2 separate regions of the Homo sapiens genome follow, and region 2 is linked to region 1. Evidence: chromatin loops called from intact Hi-C (ENCODE). Cell type or tissue: IMR-90. All regions are shown on one strand. Each heading gives the region's core, and the rest is flanking DNA. Links, peaks and the distances in the headings are about the cores only. Region 1 overlaps RBPJ (recombination signal binding protein for immunoglobulin kappa J region). Region 2 holds the start of LINC02357 (long intergenic non-protein coding RNA 2357).

What was found. Hi-C counts contacts between places; a loop is a spot of excess contacts. Peaks named below come from ENCODE experiments on the same cell type or tissue, not always from the same donor. Only the 100,000 strongest peaks of a DNase experiment are listed, where the experiment ranks them.
Region 2: it touches region 1 in a loop (2.8-fold over the local background); 16 of 110 quality-filtered maps call a loop at or near these places.

The regions. Positions count from the first base shown.
Region 1 is chr4:26,326,390-26,334,724 of GRCh38, forward strand. All of the region lies in intron 1 of RBPJ (recombination signal binding protein for immunoglobulin kappa J region), which reads left to right. Among named protein-coding and RNA genes, the nearest start is that of RBPJ, 9.5 kb to the left of the region's middle. RefSeq lists an enhancer at 4,558-4,852. In IMR-90, for the core only: a CTCF peak has its summit at 3,998 (motif pointing right); DNase peaks (open chromatin) are centred at 542 and 4,002.
Region 2 is chr4:26,064,850-26,073,184 of GRCh38, forward strand. LINC02357 (long intergenic non-protein coding RNA 2357) reads left to right here and starts at 5,905. Exons shown (of 3, transcript XR_925506.3): 1 at 5,905-7,171. In IMR-90, for the core only: a CTCF peak has its summit at 4,563 (motif pointing right); no DNase peak of the experiment used is centred there.

The DNA of each region.
Region 1 (8,335 bases), core at 214-8,213:
TTTTGTTTTTTATATGATTGGCTGTCAGTGTTTATCAAAAGATTCCATTATTTTTAACTGTTTTCAGTACTAGATGGCTAGGGATGTATGTTAGATTAAACCGTAGAACACTGTAGACTGCTTTTTGGGGAATCCATGCCATAGAACCAAATAATAAGTTGATAATTTACATGGAGACTCAGGTCTCATGGACATATTACTGACAGATAATTTCTTTAAGCTTCAGGTTCTACCTCTATAAAATAGGGGATGATAATTATATTTTATCTGTCAGGCACATTGTGACTGTCAAATAAGGTAAATTTTGTGAAATAAGGTCAAATGAAACAGTGTATGTGTAAGTGACTTGTAAACAGTAAAGCGTTCTATACAAATATTTTAATTACTATAAGAATCAGTTTCCTCTGGTAACCTTTCATCTTGAGCAGGGCTCAAGATGGACTTTTTATACTGCAAGCTGTGGTTTTGTGGGTCATGTTTTAGGAAGGCAGCAATGTATTTGGTGCAGAGGACCGCAACCCTTGAAATATGTGCTTTGGCATTTTAAGCAGACATATTTGTTAAATTACTGCTTGACCACGAATGTTGTCATTGAGTCACCCCCAGCTTTTTGGGGTCTATTTCTTACTGCTCTCTTCTCTGCTTGGGCAGCTGTAACAATGTAGGAATGTTGAATGTCTAGCTGCTACTATCTCTCAGACTCTTATCCTGCCCACAGTTCTGTATGCCTCTTAGGCCTGGCACAACATCATGGTGTTGCTTATGCCTCATTAGACCTGCTGCTTAAGGGAATTAAATGATACCCTAATGGTCTAAAAAGGGTAATGTATTTCCGAACATGTCATATTTACTGTAGGAGGTTGGGGAAGGCGTCACAGGCACTGTAAGTGGTAGTAATTACCTATCCGTATAGATATTTGTGTAATTTTGTTGTGTTGAGACAATGCATAATGGTAAGTTTGAGAGCTTTTCAGTCATATTGGTGAAGTTTACGGCAATCTTGGGAATATTTATACTATTTTAAGTTTACAAAAAATAAAATATAGAAAACACATTTTTTTAATGCATTCTGAGTTGCAAAAGCCTTGCAATGAAAACTGCATCTATTTGATGTGAAGCAGAATACACTAGAGAATCAAGTTGACCCTGGAGGTTTTTTTTTTTTTTTTTTTTTTTTGTATTCAGTAGTCTTAGCCTAAGAGCTAATGATTATCTGTGCATTGTTAATGAGATGATAATCAGAGTTGTAAGTGATAAGAGTAGTTTCTCATAAAAAGTTTACATAACAGGAGAAAAAATATTTAATGTTGGGCGCAGTAGTAGCTCAGGCCTGTAATCCCAGCACTTTGGGAGGCTGAGGTAGGAGGATGGCCTGAGCCCAGGAGTTTGAGGCTGCAACGAATGGTGATCATGCCACTGTACTCCAGCCTGGGTGACAGAGAAAGACCCTGTCTCAAAAAAAAAGTTTTTCACTCTATAAAACTTTTTTATAAGTATGATATTGTGTTATAGAAGTACAGTATTGCTTTATGAAATATAAATGTAATATTGTAGTTTTTTTAAAATAATGTGAACAGTCTATTATGGACATAGCTTAATTTCCTCCAGTACAAACTAGCTTTAGACTGGTTTGCATAAATAGAACAAAGGTATATGTTCCCTTTTGGAAAACTGCAGATCTGCAAAGATTGTGCCTGATTTTGCCAGCATGTTTTTTCACATCTTTTTTTTTTTTTAATTTGATAACATTTTTCATGCAAAAAATTACCTAGATCTGTACAAAGCTCCTAATCCATACACCATTTGGAGTAAGCAGAAACACTGGGGTCCTAAGACATGTAGGAGGGGTGTTAAGGAAAATGTTAATAGTATAACCATGCTTTAGTGGCTCTCCTTTTAGTATTGTTTTAATAACAATATATTTATTAAATAAGCAGTTGAACACTTATTAGGTATAAGACACTCTTTGTGCTGGTCCTATAAAGATGGCTAAGAAATGGTTTGGTGAAGCTCATGACTTGGTAGAGTGTACACAGGTAATTATTGTGTAAGGGAGATTATGGTAAGTGCTGTAACCGATATTTAGTGTTGGTGGGAACACAGATGTAAATGATTATCTTCATTTGGAGTTCATAGAAAAGGTGAGAGTTGATAGGGAGTGATGGGAAATTAAGCTGGAAAAGTAATTGGGAGCCTCTTGGAAGACCTTGAGTGCTAACCTGATTATTTGGTTTTTTGGCTGGTTGGTGTTTTTTAGAGACAGTCTCATTGCTCTGTTGCTCAGCCTGGAATACAGTGGCAAAGTCGTACTTCACTGCAGCCTCAACCTCCTGGGCTCAAGGGATCCTCCTGCCTCACCCTCCCCAGTTGCTAGGACTATAGGTGTGTGCCACCAAACCCAGGTGTGCGCCAGCAACCCCAGCTAATTTAAAACATTTTTTTTGTACAGACAGCCTTGCTATGTTTTCCAGGCTGGTCCAGAGCTCCCGGGCTCAAGTGATCCTTCTGCCTTGGTCTCCCAATGTGGTGTGATTATGGATGGCCTAAGGTGATTATTTGAATATTAATCAGGGATACAGAGGACAAGGGTAAGGTATTGAGGTTTTTGTTTGTTTGTTTGTTTTGACGGAGTTTTGCTCTGTTGCCCAGGCTGGAGTGCAATGGTGCGATCTTGGCTCACCGCAACATATGCCTCCCGGGTTCAAATGATTCTCCTGCTTCAGCCTCCCGAGTAGTTGGGGTTACAGGCATGCGCCACCACTTTCAGCTAATTTTGTATTTTCAGTAGAGACGGGGTTTCTCCATGTTGGTGAGACTGGTCTCGAACTCCTGACCTCAGGTGATCCACCCGCCTCAGACTCCCAAAGTGCTAGGATTACAGGCATGAGCCACCGTTCCTGGCGGCATTGAGGGTTTTAAGATGAGGTAGGGCTGGATGTAAACAGTGTAAAATAGATTGGAATTGGTGGACACCATAAGAGAAATATAATCAAAATCTGATTTTGGTGGTGGGCCTAGGAATGAATAGGCCAAGAAGCTCTTTTTGAGGCAGGGTGATGTAGGGAACTTGGGAATAATTGTACTGTAAGTCACTAAAATAAGTTTGTGGCTATGAGCATTTCACTTAAGCTAGGTCTTTTCCTTTGTCTAAAAAATGGAAGAAAATAATACCTCATGGTATTGATGTGAGGATTAATAAGAGATAGAAAATGCCTACTGGGCCGGCTGGGCGCGGTGGCTCACGCTTGTAATCCCAGCACTTTGGGAGGCCGAGGCGGGCGGATCACGAGGTCAGGAAATCGAGACCATCCTGGCTAACACGGTGAAACCCTGTCTCTACTAAAAATACAAAAAATTAGCTGGGCGTGTTGGCAGGCGCCTGTAGTCACAGCTACTTGGGAGGCTGAGGCAGGAGAATGGCATGAACCCGGGAGGCGGAGCGTGCAGTGAGCCGAGATCACGCCACTGCACTCCAGCCTGGGCGACAGAGTGAGACTCTGTCTCCAAAAAAAAAAAAAGAAAATGCCTAGCTTGGTTCTGGTAATAGTAGGTGCTCAATAAATAGGTTCTCCTTACCCCTTTTCTGAAGTGTGGAATTTAAAGGGTAAGATGGGAGTGGGGTACACCCCCTTCAGAAGGGAGGGTAGGAAAAAACCTGAAATTAAAACCTGGTGATAAAATAATCAGAAAAGGGAAAGTTCTGAGTAAGGTGAACAGATACAAGAGAACCTTTTTAACAAAGTGTTGTGCTTATTGTAGGTCTTTAATAAATGCTGGATGCTTATTTTTGCATACTTCTGTTACACTTAACATTGTTCTGCAATTATATAAATTTATCTGTAATTGATTGTTTAATCTGTCAGTGAGCTTCATAAGAAAAGGAGCAATTATTTTACTTACCTTGCACAATTGTGGAGCACCTACCATCTGCCAGAATGTTATTTGCTGGATGAATATGGCTTGAGCAGATTTGGTAATATATAACACTTGCCACTAGGTGGCTCTTGGTCTTGATAAAGCTGACATTCAGCATAGATAGGTTTTTCTACCTAGAAACCCACGTAGAAACTGACCCCCGGATTATATTCACTTTTTTGCCTTTTCTGTACCTATATTTTTTGAAGTGGAATATGAAACACATATCATATAGAAAACTCATTTAGACTGTTGAAAATTAGAAAAGTGTAATGCCTTTAGAATATGTCCTGTAGAAAGAAGCAGAATGGAAGCTCAATGAAATTCACAAGTGAACAAAGCACATTTCCCCATCTCTCAATGTGCTTAAAGTGAGGCATGATGGTTTGATTTTAGGCATTGTTTTTTGTTGTTATGACTGCGTAAATTGCTTTAAAGGAAGATATTGTGAGGATTTGTTTCTCAGAGGATTTGATGAACGATGATGAAGCGTGGTGTGTACTGATGCTAGGCTATGATTCTGTGTGCTCTTATTTGTATTGTACTCTTCCTATTGAGAAGTAACATACCATCTAATGGTAACTTACATAACATAGAAAGGTAACTACATCCTGTGTGACACGTGTGATATATATTATTAAATCCATTAGATTCAGGAAATTTTAGAGCCAGAGAAGACCTTACTAATCATATATTCTAAAAGTACCCATTCATTTACACAGACAGGTTAGATAATGGCTGAGACACATTCAGTGACTGAGCTAGTTCCTGGTTTGTTTTAGGGGGAGGGGAAGGCCTGTGTTAGTCTTTTGTTTTTGAAACAGGGTTTGCTGTCACGTAGGCTAGAATGCAGTGGTGCTGTCATGGCTCACTGCAGCCTCAATCTCCCGAGCTCGTAATCATCCCACTTGAGCTTCCTGAGTAGTTGGGACTAGGTGCACGCCACCATGCCTAGCTGGGTTTTGTAGAGACGGAGTTTTCCATGTTGCCCAGGCTGATCTTAAACTTCTGGGCTTAAGGGATCTGCCGGCCTCAGCCTTCCAAAGTGCTGGGATTACAAGTGTGAACCCCTGTACCCAACGTTATGTTTTTTTTTTTCCCATACCTTTCTATTTATCTCACTCAGCTGCCTTTTAATGTTACATGCATTTTTAAAAAATAGCCCTTTTTCTCATATGTGCAGACTTAGAGCAAGACTGTAAATCCCTCAGCACCCAAGCCTTGATGGGTAGAGTGCGGCGGCCAGTGTTGCTTCATTAAATGGTCAGCTCGGAGCCTGCCTGCTCTTTCCTCGTTTGCTGTGTTCCTGTTTTTGGTGCTGCTTATGATCTTTGTCTTGTATTTCTAACTGACCAGGTGGCCTCTTCAGGAACATAGTTGTCCTCCTCACTGCACACCTCCTTATCCACTCTGCTTCAGTTGCTCCTACTCGAGAACTGGCTGGACGCAGTTACCTCTGGCTTACTCCAGTCTCTGCCTCTTTTCTCTCTAGCTTCTTGGTTATGCCACCTGCAATAAATTGCAGCTGGCTGTTTCCACAGCCTCTGGAAGGGAAGATGGAAGGACAGAGGAGAGTGAAAAGAAAGAAGGCTGTCATACAGAGAAGAGAGGCTACAACTTGAAATTTTATACTGAAAGATGATCTGGTTTATGAACATGATGATGATGTGTGTAGTGAATTTTTTCTAGTGTATATGCCAAGGCAATATTATTCTCTTGACTATGGGATTCATTAAGTCTGTTGTATCTGTCATCCATGCTTATCCACATGTCAAGGAAGTGAATTAATTTCAGCATTCCCAAGATAGAAGTGATAGTATATGGTAATTTACTTACAGCTTATAATAATGAGTGTCATTATTTGATTAAATGGATATTACTAATTAATGGGAGTTGCCATGTCACTATTGTAATGTTAAAAAAAAAAAGACCTTTCAGAGGTTATTTCATAATTATTGGTAAGTAAGCCATTCTTTGTCCTGGCCTTCCTCCCATGTATTCAATGTGATATGTACACTTTGCACACAGGATTTACTGACATGTCATTTACTTAAACAGCAGTTTCTTAGGTACCCTAAGTCCTGGAAATTGTCAGTTGCTTAAATAATTAAATACAAATAAATCAGCTGTCCACCTAAGCTACCATATACATTTTTGTTTAAATTCTAATGTAATTTAAAAGGCATTTATTTAATTTTTAGCTTGTTTTCATAGTTATTTCAGGGAAATGACCATCTTGATATGGAAATTTTTCTTAGAAATTAATTGATTTCACATCTGTATAAAATAATCATCTTGATTATTTTTCTTGTTGGAAAAGTAATGTTTGTTATAAGAAATTCAGAAGTTATTTATTTACTTCTTGAGACAGGGTCTCGCTTTGCTACCCAGACTGGAGTGCAGTGGTGCCATCATATCCCACTGAAGCCTGAAACTCCTGGACTCAATCCTTCCATGTCAGCCTCCCAGGTAGCTAGGGCTACAGACACTCGCCACCAGTCTTGGCTAATTTTTGTATTTTTTGTAGAGACGGAGTCTCTCACTGTGATGCCCAGGCTGGTTTCAAACTGCTGGTCTCTGGTGATCCTCCCACTTTGGCCTCCCAAAGCACTGGGATTACCAGCATGAGCCACCATGCCTGGCCTCAAAAGTTACTTAAGTATATTGTGTAAAGTGAGCCACTATAGTCTTATACCAGGAAATAATCACTGTTAACAATTGGGAGTACCTTTGACCCTTGAACAACACAGATTTGAACTGAGTGGGTCCACTTATATGTGGATTTTTTTCCTCCAAACTTGGATGGAAAATACAGTATTCATGGGATGCAAGAATAGTGTATATGGAGAGCTGACTGCCGGTCTTGAGTATGTGTGGATTTTGATGTATGGGAGGATCCTGCAAGCAATCCCCTGCGGATACCAAGGAACAACGATATATTTCTTAATTTAAAGAAATGGAAACGCTGACATTCGATTCTATTTTAAAAATTTCAGTAGTTTTGCAAACATAATATTAAAGGTGCCAGGGAGCTAACACTTTGTTGAATATCTACTCAGTCCTCAACTACAATGTGAGGGAAGTGGTATCTCTATCTATTAGATTACTTTAAATGAATTTCCAGGAAATAAACTTATTTTTAAAGTTACACTTGATTAGACTAGTCTTTGGGCTCAAAGTTTCTCTGAAGTAGCGTAATGTATCTTTAGGTAAAAATTTTGTATTTCATTTTTAAAAAGTTTTTTAAATTAAAAAAAATTTTTTTTTTGAGATGGACGTCTCACTCTGTTACCCAGGCAGACTTGGAAATTTTGGGCTCAAGCATTCTTCCTGCCTCATCCTCCTGAGTACCTGAGATTACAGGCATGCATCATTGTGCCTGGCTTAATTTTATTTATTTCTTGGGATAGGATCTTACTGTGTCACCCAGGCTGGAATACAGTGGCAAAATCACAGCTCACTGTAGCCTCGACCTCCCAGGCTCAAGTGATCCTCCTGCCTCAGCCTGCCAAGTAGCTGGGACTACAGGCTTGCACTACCATGCCTGCCTAATTTTTATTTTTATTGTAGAGACAGGGTCTCCAACACCTGGGCTCAAGCGATCCTTCTGCCTTGGCCTCCCAAAGTGCTGGAATTATAGTTGTGAGCCACTGTACATGGCTCGGACATAATTTTTAAAATAATTTTGTCAGGGCATCCCTGGGATGTTGTTCTATCAGTTAATCCAACTTTTCTGCCTTTTCTTTTTTTTTTTTTGATGGAGTCTCGCTCCGTCGCCCAGGCTGGAGCGCAGTGATGCTATCCTGGCTCACTGCAACCTCTGCCTCCCAGGTTCAAGCAGTTCTTCTGCCTCAGCCTCCCGAGTAGCTGGGATTATAGGCGCCCACCACAATGCCCAGCTAATTTTTGTATTTTTAGTAGAGGTGGAGTTTCACCACGTTGGCCAGGTTGGTTTCGAACTCCTGACCTCAAGTTGATCTGCCTGCCTTGGCCTTCCAAGGTGCTGGGATTACAGGAATGAGTCACCATGCCTGGCCCAACTTTTCTGCTTTGTATTTTCTTTTTTTTTTTCTAATATTCCTTTTTTGCCTACAGACCAATTTTTAGGTTTTTAAATTCTGTATACATCCTGTGTGGCCTTGGGCAAGTTACTTAATTGCATTGCAACTTAAGTTTTCCCTTTTGTACAAAGGAGAGCATACATGAGAATTCTTCTGAGGATCAAACGTGTGTATGCAAAGGGGCTGCAAGACTAGGCCTGGTCTATAAGGATTGCTTAACGTCCGTTTCCTTTCTTAACTCAAGCTACTGCCATGCCTTTTATTCATCTCTTGACTTGGTCTTGTTTTTATTTTCCCTTATGCTTACATATTAAAACCTGATTTTCACCCCAGGCCATCAGTAAATAACCTCCTTTTAC
Region 2 (8,335 bases), core at 251-8,250, 260 kb before region 1:
AAAAATTATATGTATCAGACCGTATACTGCAATAACAGCCCCAAAGTCTTTGTGGCTTAAAATAATACAGTTTTTATTTTTGCTCATATTACATATTCAGAAATTCAGGTTGATGGAGCAGCTGCCATCTCTAATGTTGCTGGCCACCACGACAGAGGAAAACAGAATCTAGAAAAAGCCACGCTGGCTCTTAAAGCTTCTCCCCAGGATGGATAGAGGTTGCTTCTATTCATGTTTCATTGGCCAAAACAAGTCATGTGGCCACACTTAACTTCAAAAGGGAAGAAAGGGCAATCCTGCTGTGTTCCCAGAAGGAAGAGCCCTATTGACCCCACATTATCATTGTTATTTTGTAACTGATTGAATATCAAAAAGATGCAGAAATAATTTTCTAAAAAATCTGTTTCCCTGTTTTTCTCGGGTTTTATTATATTTTATTTAAAAAAATTTTTAGAGACAGGGTCTGGCTGTCACCCAGGGTAGAATACAGTGGCACGATCATAAGTCACTGCAGCCTTGAACTTCTAGGCTCAAGCCTTCCTCCCACCTTAGCCTCCCAAGTAGCTAACACCCCAGGTGTGCACCGCCATGTCCAGATAACTTTTTATTTTTTATTTCTTTTGGAGAGGCGGAGTTCTCACTATGTTGCCCAGGTTGGTCTCGAACTCCTGGCCTCAAACAATCCTGCCTCAGCCTCTCAAAGTGCTAGGATTATAAGCATGAGCCACAGCGCTCTGATTTTTTCTGGTTTTATATTCCCCAGGGACCAGGAGACATGACTGAGCCATACTCTATTTACCCCACTTTTCACCATACTACGCCAATCACTTTAAAATCTGTTGGTCCTGGTGTCCATGACCCAGGGGCCAGGACCAGGTCACTGACATTTTCAACAATCTCTTGCTGGTGAAATCCCAGAGAAGAGGAAAGAAGCTGTATCTTGGGCCCAGAGTCACAAGCAAACAAGAGAAAGAAAGAATTGAGGGACAAAAGAAGAAAAGCTCTCCTTGAGAGAGGGTGGTGTCTTGGGTCTGGAGCAAAGGGCTGCGAGGGAAGCTGGACGGGGCAGGGGAAGGTGCTAAACAAGGATGTAGCATCAGCTGTGGTCTTGTTCAGCCTGACTTCATGGGCAGCTCTGAAGTGTGAGTTGCACACGGAGTGGGTCCTGCCCTGAGGCAAGGGAGCTGACCTTTTGTACCCCATGACTATGAGTCATTGGCAGTGAGCTACCTCTTGAAGGGGGGCATTCACCTTCTGGGTCAGGCAGCTCCTGTTGGGTTGGTCAAGGGCAATTCTTGGAGAAGGGGGCCACTGTGCGCTGTTCGCATCTAACCCTAGCAGGCGCTAGGGGATGCGTGCAGCAGCCCCATCAAGGGACCTGGGTGGGGCACCAATAGCATCTACTACGGGTGGTCAGAAAAGCACTAGAGGGCTCATCTGCCATCTTTCCCACCCATATAACTGCACTTTCGAAGCATGAGATATATTGACATTAGTGGGGTAAGTAATGGCATCCAATGGCTTCCCATTTACCTCCTGGATTAAATGCAAATTCTGCCATCAATGTATATTTCCAGGCTATGTCCCAGTGCTCTCCCAAACCCAGCCTATATGAAAAGTCACCTGGAAACTTGCCATCTTCTGAAGAACCTCTGTGCCTCGGATCAGGCTCTTTCTTCTGCCATGAGTGCCCTCTCTACCCCAAGACCCATGAAATTGTATCCTCACTTCAAGGCCCTTTCAAATACTAACCAATTCATAAAGCCTTTCCTAATCACTCAACGGGATGTGAGCTTTTTTTTCTTTCTCTCAAACACTCTTTGAAACTTCAGAGTCCTTATTTTATGGAGTGGGTCCCATTCCATGAATTTGAGTCGTTTGATCAGGTTATTCCCCCAAGTCTTTTGTGAACTCTTTAGGAAGAATTGAGTCTTTTTCTCTTTGCAGCATCTGGCAAACACCCTGAAAGACAAAGGCACTAAATTAATATATGTGTAATTGAATTGAGACTTTGCTGAGATTAAACGTCTGTGCTTAATCAAAGCCTTGTCTTATACACATCACCCATAACAATAACAGGCATGTACTGAGCATTCGTTTTGTGCCAAGAACTGTGCAGAAAGGATTTTCTTCACATTAATTATCTCATTTAATTGTATTATTAATGATCTCCACCCAACAGATGAGAAACTGAAGCTCAGAGAAGGCAAGCAACTCACCCAAAGCCACACAGGTAATAGGTGGTAACAGGGTGGAGACTCGTATGTCTAAATTCAGAGCTCATACCCCTAACCTCTATGAAGCAGCTGTGATAGGGACAAGCACAGGTTTTCAATCAAAGACATGGCTTCTGATTGGGTACATCAGCAAAACTGGCAGAGACTGGCAAGCTCTGTATCCAACCCATCCCCTTTTCCTCCTGGGCAAAGAGACCAGCGATTCTCAGGTTTCAATGTGCATGTGATTCACCTGGTGCTCACTGAGAATAGAGGAAACAAGCAGAAAACACACACGTGCACCCACCGTAACACAATGTGAGAAAGTCTATTATAGAAATATGCTCACAGTTGGGAGAAGAAGGCCGGAATGCAGACAGAGGTGCAAGGGAAGTCAGGAAAAGTGTCCCAGAAAAGGTAACCCCAGAGCTGAGTTTTTTTTTGTGTTTTTTTTTTTTTTTTGAGGCAGAGTCTTGCTCGACCCAGGCTGGAATGCAGTGGGTGCGATCTCGACTTCATGCAACCTCCACCTCCCAAGTTCAAGCAATTCTCCTGCCTCAGCCTCCCGAGTAGCTGGGATTACAGGCGCCCACCACCACGCCCTGCTAATTTTTTTATTTTTAGTAGAGACGGGGTTTCAGCATGTTGGCCAGGCTGGTCTTGAAATCCTGACCTCGGGTGATCCACCCATCTCAGCCTCCCAAAGTGCTGGGATTATAGGCATGTGCTACCACTTCCAGCTCTGAGTCTTAGGAAGTAGGGAGTGGGAAGAAACTGCATTACAGGTGGCAGCTTCAGCACAGACAAAGGCAAGAGAGGCGAGAGTACACGAGGGCATTTGGAGAACTGCTAACAGCTGAATATAGCTGGAGGGTAGAGTGAGGGTAGAGTGAGAGAAAGAGCCAGGCCTGGAGAAGTAAGAAGAGGGCAGGTCCAGGAAGCATCATTTGAACCATGTACCAAAGGTAAGGGGAACTGCTGAGGCATCTCAAGGTGAGCGAGAGTGTCGGCCTGACCTTCAAAACTTTCCTCTGCCTGCTTTTGGGAAGACTGGATTAGAGGGGCTGAAGTTAGGGGCCGCTCAGTTTATTTTTAGATGAGGAGCTTCCTGGGTCCCAGCAAGCCTCACTGCCTGGGACCCCATAGCGGGAGGCTGTCCCTAGGATTCAGATGATCCATGCAGGGCATTTCAGAGGCCAGGGAGTCACAGAGCCATACAGCCCTGGGGATGCGAAGCAGGCACCTTGAAGAAGGCCACCAGCACATGGAGTAAAGGGGAAAGGAGGCTGAAAGTTCAAGAGGGGTGGTCTAAGACAGACCCACACAGACATCTTTTCCCTGGGATCAGTCTGCTATCTCTTCACCAGGCCATTAGTTCTCAGCCTTTCTCCTGTTGAACATAGAAGGCACATGACCTTTGCCAGCAGGACCCATGTCTTTGATACACCCAGGGTCATACACACTCCCTGGAGCCACCAGTACTTGCAACTGAGAGTGACATTCACAGAGGGATGACCATGAACTCACTTTAATTTACAAAATAAGTAATTCACACAAAACCATTGATGTCTTCTCCATTGTTAGAAGTAGACTATAGGCTTGGAAGTCAGACAATCTCAGATTCCCATTCTGACCCCCTCACTTATAGGCTGTGTGGCGCTGGGTGAGTTACTTACCCTCTTTGAGTCTTAGCATTCTCATCTGCAGAATGGGTATGATAATAGAACTCCTATGCTGGAGGGTCCGTTAGGATTGGATCTGATTATGCAAACTAAATGCTTGGCAATGTGCCTGCTAATGGTAAATACTCAGTAGGTGATAACTGCCTTATTATGAATATTTTCTTATTCTTGTCATTAGCAATATGCCTCACGGCCGATGGGAGCACACCTGTGGGTAATAACACCGTGGCTGCCTCTTAGCCTATTAGAGAAAGGAAAACCATTTACTCCTAATTGGTTCACCTTTGTCCTTGAAAGTCATCATGCTGTGTTTTTTTTTTTTTTTAAAACATGCTGTAATTGAAAATTCAGTCTAATTCACCCAGCCCTCCCCTCCGTTCCCAATCAGTGGGACTTTTGCTGGATAGGGAACTGGGTTGTTCATAGGTTCTAAGCCAAAACCCAGCTTTAATTTCCTATTATAGGCCTGTCCTTTTTAAGATATGCTGGATGAAAACAACATCAGTGGTGGGGCAGAAGGAGCTAGGAATGGCCTCCTGTGCATTGACAGGGGAAGTATTCAGTCCCGTAACAATCTTTCAGCAGCCCACATACCTGGGCTCCATGTGGCTTGTACTCTCTGCCTCTCCAAGAAGCTGTTTCTCTTCACCACCCGTAGGGGGCAGAAATACCTTGATTAGGGCCCCCTCTAACAGTGTTTCCATCTGAATAAATGGGAATGCTGCCCGCTCAACCCTACAAGAATTTAATTAGTTTGGTTGTTGGCAGGTCCCCCAAAGATGAAAAGAGCAAGAGATTCCACTGTCTCATCCAAGCCAGTGTCCTCTCCGGCCCAGACCCAGTCAAGAGCCCCCTAACTAGTCCTGCTAAGTAAGCCCACTCTGACCCCGCCAGCACATTCTATGATAGAGAGATCCATTTAAAAATGCAATCTCATTCCATCACTTCCCTTGTCAAGCATTCTCAATCGCTTTCTCAATCAATGCTAGGACTCAGATTTTAGCCCCCAGGGCCCACGTCTGGCTTCTGCTGGCTCGTCCAGCCTCATCCAGGCCCTTTCTGCCTTTCTGTGCCCAGTCACACCAGGGCTTAGGCAGTCCTTTGAGTGTGGGGAGCTCCTGCCCACCTCTGCCTAGCTGGCATCTTTGCTGGGAGACCATATCTTCCTTCCCCACCTCCCACCTGTACTCAACTTTGCTCCTATGTTCTCAAGGTTTCTTATTTTTCTCCCCTGTGGGCTTACCCCTGCCTCCCCCAGTGGGATATCAGCTCCATGAGGGCAAGAACTGTGTTTTATTTACCTCTTCATTCCCAGTACTGACCACGGTGCCTGAGCGGCATGTAATAGAGAGTTGACAAACTTTTTAAAAATGACAATCTTTTTTTTTTTTTTTTTTTTTGAGACAGAGTTTCGCTCTTGTTGCCCAGGCTAGAGTGCAATGGCATGATCTCGGCTCACCACAACTTCCGCCTCCTGGGTTCAAGCAATTCTCCTGCCTCAGCCTTCCGAGTAGCTGGGATTACAGGCATGCACTACCACGCCCGGCTAATTTTGTATTTTAGTAGAGACTGGGATTCCTCCATGTTGGTCAGGCTGGTCTCGAACTCCCGACCTCAGGTGATCCGCCCGCCTTAGCCAAAATGCTGGGATTACAAGTGTGAGCCACCACACCCAGCCTCAAAAATGGCAATCTTTTATTATATTGGAATTGCACATGAAGAGCTCTGTTTTTGCCAAGGGAGATGGAGTGGAAGTTGGTTTATCCATTTGATTGCTGTAGACTCAATTATTCAAAGGGCAAATGCAGATCTGCCTATTCCTTCAGAATATTATGCTGTCAGGAGTTATTTCCCTTAATCTTAATGTTCCCTTTATGTCCTTCAAACTCCTTCTCAATTAGAAGATGCTGTTTATTACTTCCTTATCCATGAAGCCTCAGGCTTCTTTGGTGGTTATTATGTCACAGAGAGGAATCTTGTCAAAATCAAATGGAATGGAGGCAATCGGGGGAAAACGATTTTATTTTTCATCTGATTACCATCATTTTCTCTCTCTCTCTCGGGTCTAAGAGTGGGATGGATGTAGGAAGAGGAAGGAGTTGTCCTAATATGGGTTACTGAAATGTTATTGGCCCATGTTAAATACAGAAATGGAGGGTTTAGAAATGTTTAAGGTGATTTTACTTTGCCACAGTGTCCAAGCACCTGATCAATGATCCTGTCTTGATGAAGAGGGCAGTGGTGAGCATTTGGGGTGCTGTTGAATTTGTGTGGTGGCTCACACACACTAGGACCACATATCCTCCCTCAAAATTTTGGAAATTTTAAAAAACTCATCCTTAACTGCAGAGAGTTTATAAAATATGTTGTCAAAGATAACATAGCCCTAGTCACATGGTAAGGAAAAGCCAACATTCAAGAAATGCTTGGAAACTGAGAAATGTTAAAGGCAGGAGTACAAAGGAGGTGAAGAGAATGGTCACTGTAGGTTGAGGTGAAACAGGAAGTCGATCCTTGGAGATGAATCCTCAGAGGGTCTTGAAAAAAAAAGTTGGCAAATATTAAGGGGTAGAAGGATGTTTCAAGAGAGAGGAAGCCGTGAGCGAAGGCATGGAGGCCTATGCAGAAGATGTGAAGGCCATGCACATTATTTGCTGATTGAAATAGAAAGGTCAAGAGTCTGGGTTCTACCATTTGGCAACCGTCCTAATGATAATTGATTCAAGTAAGAACACTAATGGATGCTAAGGAGTGGGCAAGTTTGAGAAATAACAGACTATTTAGATAGTCTCAAAGTATCCGCCCTCCAGATTCTTAATGACAAAGCAAAACTAATAACCCTCCAATGATAAAACCTAGCAGATACCACCTTAACTAACTGATCAGTTAGTGTTACAAGAGATGAGAAAAATCCACAGCATTTGCCTCCTGATGTGATGCACTGGGGAAAACACAACAACACAACATCATATTTGTGTTATTCCTGCAAAAAAAAAATAGCATAACCTAAATCTACTCATGAGGAAACATCACGCAAATGTCACTTGAAAAACATTCTACAAAATAGCTGGTCCGTATTCTTCAAAAATGTCAATATCATGAAAGACAAAGATTGAGGAAGTGTTGCAGATTAAAGGAGACTGCAGACACGTGACAACTGAATGCAATGCATGATGTGGGATTATCTTTTGCTTTAAAGCAAAATGCTGTTCTTTAAAGGACAGTATTGGGACAATTGGTGAAATCTGAATAAGGCCTGTTTACTAGATAAAGGTATTGTATCAATGTTAATTTCCTGAATTTTGTCATTGTACATTCAGAGAATGTTCTTATTTTTAGGAAATACACACTGAAATATGTAAAGGGACATTGTGTCTCAAACAGTTCAGAAAAAATATAATACTAGTGAGGATGCAGATGTGGAGATAGATCGAGATACAGGATAAAGCAAAGTGATAAAATGTTAACATTGGGGGAATCTGGGTGAAAAGTATGTAGGCCTATGAGAATTATTTTTATTATTCATGTAACTTTTCTGTGAGTCTAAAATTGTATCAAAGTTTAAAGTTAGGCTGGGTGTGGTGGCTTATGCCTATAATCCCAGCACTTTGGGAGGCTGAGGCAGGCAGATCATTTGAGGTCAGGAGTTCGAGACCAGCCTGGTCACCATGGTGAAACCCCATCTACTAAAAATACAAAAATTAGCCAGGCATGGTGGCATGTGTCTGTAATCTCAGCTACTTGGGAGGCTGAGGCACGAGAATCGCTTGAACTTGGGAGACAGAGGTTGCAGTGAGCCGAGATCGTGCCACTGCACTGCAGCCTGTCTCTAATAATAATAATAATAATAATAATAGTAAGTTAAAGGAAGAGAAGAGAGCCATTAGGCTCTGGTCCCTTCTTTGCTCTGTATAAATGTGTAATTTTGGCTAAGTCTCTGCACCCCTGGGTCTCCTCCTGCCCTTCCAGTTGGAGGCCTCGTGGCTTGCCTTTCTTGTTCTGCCTCCTCCCAGCTAATTTCCAGATTGACACCTTGTCTCCTCTTCCTGAGTCAATGTTTCTTTCGCACTGCGCCCTGATAGCTGATCTCTTTGGCTTAATGCCCCTTGAGATCTGGGCCACCATGGAGGTTTTTGTCCAGCATCCAGGACATTTTTTGCCGACTTGGGCTTGTACTCCAAACACATCAAGGTAATTCACATTTATTGAAGTCCTACTCTGTGCCAGCACTGCTCTTGATCTTTTCAATAACCTAAAAGGTAACTTCTCCAATGTGTGTGGTCTACTCTCACTATTATCTCCACACAAATTTCAGTGGCTCCAAAGCCCTACTTCCTTGATCAGAGAAAGTTCAATATTTAGTGGATCATACCTTCATATGAGAAAACTCAGGACCACCTAAACACGGATCCTACTTGGTTGTCCACTTATAGCTAT